Regions from separate parts of the Homo sapiens genome. Here region 2 is linked to region 1. The links are chromatin contacts, found by Hi-C or POLR2A ChIA-PET in ENCODE. All regions are on one chromosome and are shown on one strand. The core of a region is the stretch at or near the end of the contact, and the rest is flanking DNA. Distances in the headings are between cores, read along the strand shown.

Evidence for each region. A loop is a pair of places that touch in the nucleus more often than their neighbours do. ChIA-PET counts read pairs that join two places held with the same protein, here RNA polymerase II (POLR2A). Pooled maps may share reads with other maps.
Region 2: a map of MCF 10A shows a loop between it and region 1 (4-fold over the local background). The contact joins the promoter of CP here to the enhancer-like site in region 1. A Hi-C loop is called at or near these places in 4 of 168 maps with a recorded cell type or tissue (MCF 10A, cardiac septum, endothelial cell of umbilical vein and 1 more) and 10 of 50 pooled maps. POLR2A ChIA-PET finds 5 or more read pairs at or near these places in 7 of 52 experiments (A549, BJ, K562 and 4 more).

Annotation. Positions count from the first base shown.
Region 1 is chr3:149,178,816-149,183,303 of GRCh38, forward strand. CP (ceruloplasmin) reads right to left here. Exons shown (of 19, transcript NM_000096.4): 14 at 3,190-3,318; 15 at 741-847. Among named protein-coding and RNA genes, the nearest start is that of CP, 41 kb to the right of the region's middle. Within about 2 kb of position 1,361, at least 16 of the 41 ENCODE cell types and tissues checked have a DNase peak (open chromatin) inside an H3K27ac peak, as active enhancers do; they include PC-3, endothelial cell of umbilical vein and gastrocnemius medialis, where a contact is called at or near this core.
Region 2 is chr3:149,218,289-149,223,502 of GRCh38, forward strand. CP (ceruloplasmin) reads right to left here and starts at 3,541. Exons shown (of 19, transcript NM_000096.4): 1 at 3,359-3,541. The coding sequence starts at 3,504.

The DNA.
Region 1 (4,488 bases), core at 111-2,610:
TAGTAGGTAGGTCATGTGGGTGATGCTGACATAACAGAAATGTCTGCAGAGGCAAAAATTAGCTCAGCTAATGAGCAGTGATTTTAAAAGAATCCCAAATGAACAGTGTTGGTTTGTTCCATAAACTCATGAACTCTTGAGTGTGAGCCAAGCGCTATGGCAGTCCCTAAAAATCCATAGATGAATGAAATGTGTAATAATAAATAGGACCACAAATACCAGATTTACTCATTTGTTTGAGCCAGAACACTGAATTATCAAGGAGCTACTTCCCCCGGCTCACTCAGGCACTTCACCCACCTATCTATAACCGACTCCATTTCTTTTCTCCCTCCTTACAGTAGAGGTCCTTGAAATTTGCCTCACGTATTACAACGGCCTCCCAACCTCCAGTCTCTTCCCCCTCCAAGCCTTCCTTCATTCCACCAGAATGAAGGATCTGAAATGCAAATATACTGCCATTCTTGGTCAATTTTTCAGTGGCTACCTGTGACCCACAAGACAAAAATCTAAACTTCCCAAATATCTTGAAAGGCCTTTGAGCTGTATCATATTAGGAAATGTTAGATTTTTGTCTTGTGTGTCATAGGTAGCAGCATAGTTGCTAAAGTAGATTGCAAACAGTTTATTTTCCTAGGATTTTAACGTAGAATTGGACCACAGGAAAACACTAACCTTGTCTTCCTTCAATTGTGTGTCTATTTTGGGAAGTGTCACAAAACAAATGATTTGTATTTTACCTTAACTTGATCCACAGTTGAATAATAAGCCCATGGAATACAAGCAGAATCCTCTGTTCCAGCTCCAGATCTTTCTGGGATTTTCCATACGTAAGTGAGAGTTTCACCTAAATTCATCAAGTGTTAATGGATCTGGTTGTATTTGGTTTATATTGTACACACACACACACACACACACACACACACACACACACAGCCTTGATAACTAGGACCCAGGAACTGGAAATGTCAGTGTAATTAGTTTTTAAAAATTGTGGTACTCAAGATTGTTTTCAGGAATTTAGTTTTAAGATGAACTGGAAGACAAAATTTTGTCATTTTTTGGGTTAATTTTAAATTAGCTATAACCCACTTGCCATACCACAAAGCTAGGAGGTGTGTACTTCAATATTACAATTTGAAAAAACTTTGCAACCAATCTCTTCTTAGCTTGAAGTGTGTTTTCCTAATATACTTTTTTCTCTTCAGATACCAAGTGATTTTTCCCCAGTGGCTGGCACCTTTCCCGTAATCTCTGCATGTGTGTATCTGGACTATTTTGTGTAATTCCCTCAGCTTCAGCATTGGCTTCCTTTCCTTGTCCTCTCTCATGATCATCCTTAGTGAGCTCATGATTCCTGGCGAGGAGCCGTTAGACCTCTTGATCTCATGAGTCACCGACTTGACACAGTTATGTTTACCTCCCCCTCCAGTCCATCTCATTCTATCACACCATGTGCTGTTTTGTCACTACTCCCACATACAGGACATAACCACACCCTCGGCCTTGGCATTTTGAAGACGACCAGTTGCTTCACCCTCCTGCTTTGCCAAGGCTCTTACCCTTTTCCCATGTGCTCTAGGCTTTTCTCCAGTCTGATCTGCGTTTCCATTCACCTCAGGGCTTCCTGTGCAACTGCTCACAGGCCTCAACTTTTGGCCATGCCCACTCACCAATCCCAGCCACACTCATTTTCCATCCCATTTATTTAGACCACACCATTACATATTCATGCTATCACACTAACCTGCCAGAGTCCAACAGACATTCACTAGAGAATCAAGCAAGACAACAGAGATGGTCTCAAGTGATGTGGTAGACGTCTTACTTTTTCTTCAAGCCTCAGTCTGAGCTGTTCCTATGTCCTCACCCTTTTTCTAAGCAGAAAATTTCACTAGAATATAAAGTATTGATTCACCACCTGCACATATTACTGTCTGGCCATCTCTGCTTTTACTTATTCTCATAAGCTGCAAAATAACATTTTCTTCTCTTTTCCACACCCCTTTACAACCTGCTCTTCCACCAGTGGTCAGTGCCCAAAACCTTGGGGTCATGCTTGACTCCTCTCTTCCCTAACACTCCCTAGTGCCCATTTTCCAGCAGGTCCTTTTAGTACCACCTTTAAAATGGAACCAGAATATGATAACATCTCACCACTTCAGCCGCTTCCACCATATTCCAAATCTCGATGATGATGATGATGATGATGATTTTACCCAGATTATTGCAGTGGTCCTTAACTGACCCCAGATTCTGTCCTTGCCCCCTTAGGGTCACTTAACCACACATCACCAACAGCCCCTTAAAAGGTGTCCATCAGAACATCAGTCTTAAATCTCGAGTCTGAGGTCCTCCCTACTCCATCTGGCCCCTGCTCTCCCTGGATCTCATCTCTAGCATTCTGTCCCTTGTGTGCTTTTCTTTAGCCTCTGGCTGCCTTGCTGCTGCTCACACACACCAGGCATTGCTCCTGTCTTCGGGGCCTAGAATCAATTCGTGCACAATTACCTGAATTTCATTACTTCTCAAACTTTAGGTGTTTTCAGCAATGCCACCTCCTCAAGGAAGCCCTCCTGACCTCTCTACCTAAAATAGCACCCTTGCTACACCCTGCTAAGTTATTGAGAAATAGTATTTTCCTGGAAGCCAACTTTACAACTAATAGAAGAAAAATATGGTTCTTATTAAAGAAAATGCTCACCTATGTATATAATCTGTTCAAGATTTTACTCTATGTTTATTAAAGAAACATTTGATGATCTCCTAATATATGCCAGATACTGTACTAGATAGGGGGAATTTAGAGTTCCAAGTGGCAGCCTCTGGCCCTTAGAACCACATGTGCTAGAGACAGGCATGGGAACATCCAGCCACATATGGTGTGGTAGATGCCATTTGAGCTGTGTTCTAGCTGAGCGAGGAGACAGCATCTCTCTGATTCACGCTTGAGGATTCATAGATGTCTACTACCTTCAGGTTTTTCTCTTAAGCTCTCCTGTGGACTTTTTTTTTTAGTACAAGCATGTGCATGTACTTGCATACACACAGACACCTCCTTGCATCCCCTCTTCACAACTACCTCCCTTTTCACTTTCTTGGTCCAGACTCTCTATGATGAGAGTAATCTGTGGAAAGGCTGTACAGCCTGTTAAAATGCACCACCCCCACCCCCGCCCCCGTGAGTACCTGGTAATGTTGGAGTAACTGTAGAACTCTCTGTTTGTACCCCATGGGCATGTATTGAGTAGGGCCTTGTGGCCATGTTTTTAAAGATAATTTTGACTTTGTCTCCAACATCTGCATGAAGTTGTGGACCTGGCAAAAGTGAAGAGGAAGAGTGTCCAATCAGAAGGTCTAACTTAGTAATAAAAGCAAAGATCAGCAAAGATAACTTGTTTCTCTCCCCCATGGGTTTGTGGTATAATACTCTTGGATTTATACTGCGTCCCAGGGAATTTGGAATCAATACACTGGAAATAAAAATGGAGACCATTTGTTTATCTCTTAAGAGTTCTAGGGGAGGTTTGGCCTGAAAGTCCTTTGCAGAGTACCGGTCTAATCATGGTGGGTTGGATATCTGGCCAGGAGTCATTTATACCCCTCTCATTTCTACCCTTTATCCAATCTTAGCTTGTCTCTTGTCTGGTAGGATTTTTGTGCTCCAGCAACAATGCCATTTTGCCTTGGTGTCTTAGTCTAGGGGTTGAGGATAACCAAGCCTCAGGGGAATGCTGACAGTATGGGAACACAGTGGGGTGGGGATGGGAGTGGGGGTCCCTGCAATTGATAGTTTTAAAGAAATGTCTCAAGACCAGTGTTGCTCGAGTTCTAGACATTCTGTCTTAAAGTGAGTCCTAAAAAATTGAAGGCAGCTTTGCCCCTGCTTTGTGCGTGGTATCATTTTTTCTTTTATTTCCTGTTGTAATTAATTTCCTTTTGTATATTTCTTCTTGTAATTAATCATTTATATTTTAATTTTAAAAGTAAATAGCTGTAATTTGAGAGGAATGGGTAGGATAATGGGGATAAATTGGTTAAGAATTTTATTAGGGCCAGGTGTAGTGCCTCACGCCTGTAATCCCAGCACTTTGGAAGGCTGAGGTGGGCGGATCACTTGAGGCCAGGAGTTTGAGACCAGCCTGGCCAACATGGTGAAACCTCATCTCTACTAAAAATACAAAAATTAGCCAGGCGTGGTGGCCCATCCCTGTAGTCCCAGCTACTTGGGAGGCTAAGGTGGGAGACTCACTTGAGCACAGGAGCGGCAGGTTGCAGTGAGCTGAAATCACACCACTACACACCATCCTGGGCGACAGAGTGAGACTCTGTCAAAAAACAGAATTTCATTAGAAAATAGTTTCTGGGAACTTCACTAAAACTACAGGCATCAATTTGATAAAATATATATAATTTCATCAGTATACGGGACAATACATAGTTTCCAAGAGAAATAAGTAATATTTTACTATGTCATATTATTTAATA
Region 2 (5,214 bases), core at 2,291-4,790, 42 kb after region 1:
TGTCATTTATTTTAATTTGAATATATATAACTTAGGATCAGGAATTATCTCTTATAAAGTCTTTAACTACTTACTGATGTGTTGAAGTGACAGATAAGGCACTGACCCAAGTAAATAGCAGTACTGAGTATAAGGAAATTATTTTCCACTTCACTCTTTTAGAAATAAATATTATTGGCATTAATACCAGAGAAGTAAACTTTATTTTTTTAGTCCCCCCCAAAACCTATACATTTTTCTCTTTTAATATCTGCCAGTGTTTTCAGTTGCACTAACCCTGCATATAATCCCCTCAGGTGACTTTTCTATCTTATTCTGTTACCTGATTTGTTCTATAGCATGAATCTCTCCACATGAGGAGCAAGGAAAAGTTTTTACAATACAGTCTATGATTTTTCCTATCTTCCTATGTATCTTTTATTTACTCATTTAAACTTATTCAGAAATATTTATTTAGTGTCTCCTATATTCTAGGTACTAGTGACCAAGCACTAGTACTTGCATATGCATATACTAGTACTCTCAATGCATATTTTCCTGTTCATCATCCCAGACCTTCAAGATCAACATTCAGCTTAAACTCGATTCTTTACCTAAAATTCATATTACACTCTTTCACATCTTATTCTTCAGCCCATTTATTTCCACTCCTTTTTAGTCATCATACGATAAGAAGTGCCAACCATGTCTTGTGATACTCCATCATCCTTCACTGACTGGGCTAAACATGCTGCAAATCTGGGACAAAGAAGGGACCAAAAGGTTGCTATCTGCACACATCTATGCAAAAAGTTTAGCATAGTATTGGCAAAATTGCTGAAGCTGTATTCAAAATTCACTGGTAAGATATATGGGGGAAAAAAATCACAGAGAAAGCAGTCCCACCTAGAGTTTGCAAAACTGTAGCATATTGTTGAAGCCAGAGGAGATGTTAAAGTCACAGGACAATAACAAAAAGAGAGGTGGACTTTGCAACTAGAAGATGCTCCATTTTTCCTTTTAAGGAGCCTTAAGTATCTCTATTAAGTATACTTTTTAAGTAACTGATATGGTTTGGCTGTGTCCCCACCCAAATCTCACCTTGAATTGTAATAATCCCCACATGTCAAGGGAGGGGGCCAGGTGGAGGTAACTGAATCATGGATGTGGTTTCCCCCATATTGTTCTCATGGTAGTGAATAAGTCTCATGAGATCTGATGGTTTTATAAATGAGAGTTCCCCTGCACAAGCTCTTTCTTGGCTGCTGCCATGTAAGACGTGCCTTTGCTCCTCCTTTGCCTTCTGCCATGATTGTGAGGCCTTCCCAGCCATGTGGAACTGTAAGTTCATTAAACCTCTTTTTCTTTATAAATTACCCAGTCTTGAGTATGTCTTTATTAGCAGTGTAAGAACAGACTAATACAGTAAATTGGTACCTGGAGTGGGGCACTACTGTAAAGGTACCCAAAAATGTGAAAGTGACTTTGGAATTGGGTAGCAGGCAGAGGCTGGAATAGTTTGGAGGGCTCAGAAGAAGATAGCAAGATGTGGGAAAGTTTGGAACTTCCTAGAGACTTGGAGGGCTCAGATGACAGGAAGGTATGGGAAAGTTTGCAATGTAAGACATGCCTTTGCTCCTCCTTTGCCTTCCACCATGATTGTGAGGCCTCCCCAGTCATGTGGAACTGTGAGTCCATTAAACCTCTTTTTCTTTATAAATTACTCAGTCTTGAGTATGTCTCTATTAGCAGCATAAGAAGAGACTAATATAGTCACAATGGGGTAAACAGGCTTATACTCATTGGGTAGCTTCCCTGGCACAGACAGGCCACAGGAGTAATTAAAAACAAAGGAATTTCCTCCGCCCCCATTCACCAAATTCTAAACAAACTCCTTCACTCTTCTACTCCCTGATTTTTAGAATTAAAGATTTTTTTTTGAAGCATATTCAGGGCAATGTCTTGCACTTAGTTTATGCCTGATAAAGCTGATTTGATTTTTGATCACGAACAATGGCAGAGTGGTGGTGAGTGGGGGCATAGAGAAGGATAGTATTTTTATTTTTTTAATGTGTCTGACTTTTTCCTTGGAAATAAAAACCACATATAATTTATATTATATTTAATCAAGAAAATACTGAATCCATGCAAAATAATGTTTCTGGTGAAGCTGTAAAAATATGTCATATTCCTTAGAAGATAATACCACCTTAAAACCAGGTTAAAAAAGAAATAATTACAAGATGTATTAGTTTTATTTACAACCACTTATCTTCAGGTCAGAAACTTTCTTTATTGTATATTATTAAATTCATAATATAATAATTGGATATTAGTATCTGTTATGTATTTATTTTTATGGTGAAAAATTTCAACTTTACATAATGTTAAAGAAAATAGTATATACTCATCAATAAGATTCAATAATTACAAACTTCGGCATCCTTATTTAGCTGTTTTTTAAAGATATAATCTTGGCAGCTGATGGTCATTGGGCTTGTTTGTGTTTTATTACCACTGAAATACATTTTAATGTAGTGAATATTGATTTTGAATTCCAAGTTCCCATTTGGTGGTTAATGTTTAATTAACATCATTAAAAGTGAAGACCTCAGTATAGATAAACTTCTGTACAAAAAACTTCAAGGAGAACTAAACTTTTTGTTTTACTGTGTAGTGAATATTGCTTTCAATAAGGGGATTTTCCAACTGAAAAATGAAGACATTTAAGTTACATGGAGCTTTTTGAGGACCATCCTAATAAGTACCTGACATTTTTTTATGCACATATGTGCCAAGCATTGTACTAAGAGCTTTACATGCACCCGCTCTTTAAATAACCCTATGAGCTATGCTTATTATCCTCATTTTACAAATTAGGACCCTGAAGCTGTGAAAGATTAACCTACTTAACTGTCTGGAGTCTCTCAATAAATATCAGGCAGGATCTTATTTGCTAAAATTGTATTTTATTTCTATAAGTGATGTTTTGAAAGATATAAAAAAATTTTATGCCTATCATGAATAACCATTAAATGGTGCAATAAACATAACATTGTATACAGTAATTGTTTAAATGAAAGAACTTCTGCATAAACACATAAAAAGACAGATTCCTAATCGGAGATGCAGTTACGACCATGGGAGGTAGTAAGATGTGAACACAGATCCCCAGGAACAACAGGAAAGAAGCAGGGTAGTCCACCAAATAAAAAATATACAGGAATATAAAGGAGATTGATTCAAGTGTCTTGGGTTTCAAGCCCACATTTTGCAGTTTCTGTATATAAGAAATTTTAAAAATATTTCATCTTATTGGCTCTATCCTTTAAAAATAACTTAAAATTTTGGTCTATAAACAATAAAAATAGTGACTTACGTGTCAACAGAAATAAGTTTCTTTTCCCCATGGTCAGAGGCATAATCCCAAGTCGTTTCAATAATTCCAATGTAATAATGCTTTTCTTTCGCCCAGGCTGGGGTACTACATAAAAACAGAAAAATACCAAGTATCAAAATCTTCATTTTTTTCCCCTTCTTGGAGCCTGAGAAGAAATGAAGTAAAATCAGGAGCAGGCAATTTTATAAATAAGACTTTCTTCCTTATTTGCTTGATTGACACAATTTAGTGTTGCACAAGAGTAAATTGTTTCATTAAAGCAAATATTTTCCAATTCAGTTAAGTTCTCGTAAACCACCAAAAAAACAGTTCTTGGTTGCCAGGCTTCTCTGACTGAAAATAAAAAGTCAACAGTTATTGTTGGAGGCATTAGGGTGTGCATAACTCTGTGCCTTTTTCCATTCATTGTGTAAATTCCAGGAGGGCAGAGAACGTGTCTAAATGCTCCCTTTGTTCCTCTGACAATATGTCACAGCACAGTGTCCTGCAAACAGTGCACTTTTAGTAAATCAGGATAAGAATTATGTAAAATGAATCAAAACATGTAGCTTTTTACTACAGTCATTCTTAATGACAGGGATACGTTCTGAGAAATGCATTGTTAGGCTATTTTGTCATTGTGTGACTATCACAGAGTGTACTTACACAGACTTATATGATATAGCCTACTATACATCTAGGTAGGCTATATGGTATACCTATTGCTCCTAGGCTACAAACCTGTACAGTCTATAACTATGCTGAATGCTATAGACAATTGTAACACAATGATATTTCTGTATCTATACATATGCAAACATAGAAAATGTACAGTAAAAATATGTTATTATAATCTTATGGGACCACCATCACATATGCAGTTTGTCATTTACTCAAACATTATTATGTGGTGCATGACTATTTCTAAAAGTCTAACAAATGATTAATTGCAGCTTTATGATATGAAACATGATATCTAGCATGCCAAATTTAAGTAAACAAAAATAAGAATTTAATTTGGAAGAATTTATCTGTTTTATGAGCTTGGACCAAATCTGCATAAAAACTTTACCAGATCATTCTGTATTGCTATATGCAAATAACTAGCAGAGCCTAACAGGGGCTAATAACTTTGTTTTAATCATCAAATAAACAAACCATAACTAAACCTGTCTTCAGAGGCAAAGATTAGTCTTAGTAAATAGAAAGTACCCCAGTTTATCATTAGACTGAAATTTTTCTCTTTGAAGTGGATATGAATTTTAAGGTGGAAGACTTTTTCTTAAAACCCTGTTTTTAGTCAGGAAGTATATGTCTAAAAGTATGAAATGGCTTTTTTTTTTAGCTGAAGAAAATCCTGATAACAGTTGACACTTTGTGTTAGTATAATTTTTTTTCTCTCAAATACCTCAAAACGTTGTGTATTTGCTGAAGGCCACTTGTTGAAATAGATTGGTATAGAAGAAAGCATGCGATATTTGAACAATTCCTTCATTTAGGAAATATTATTGAATGAGCCAAGTTCTGTTCTACTCACTGGGAATACAGCAGTCTGTGCCAAGTTCTGTTCTACTCACTGGGAATACCGCAGAGAACAAAACACCTACCATCATGCAACTTACATTCTACTTGGGGAAACTGAAAATATAAAAATGAAAAATGAAATACACAATATTAGTGGTGAATGCTATGGAGAAAAATAAAGCAGAGAAGGAGAATAAGGAGTGCTAGGGAAAAATCTGATGCTACCAAATGACCTCAAGTAAGATACTTCAGCCCAGCTTCAGTTTCCTCATCTGAAAATCTCAGGTTAATTGAAATGACCTATGTTAAGGCAGACAGTGGAGGAGCTTCTC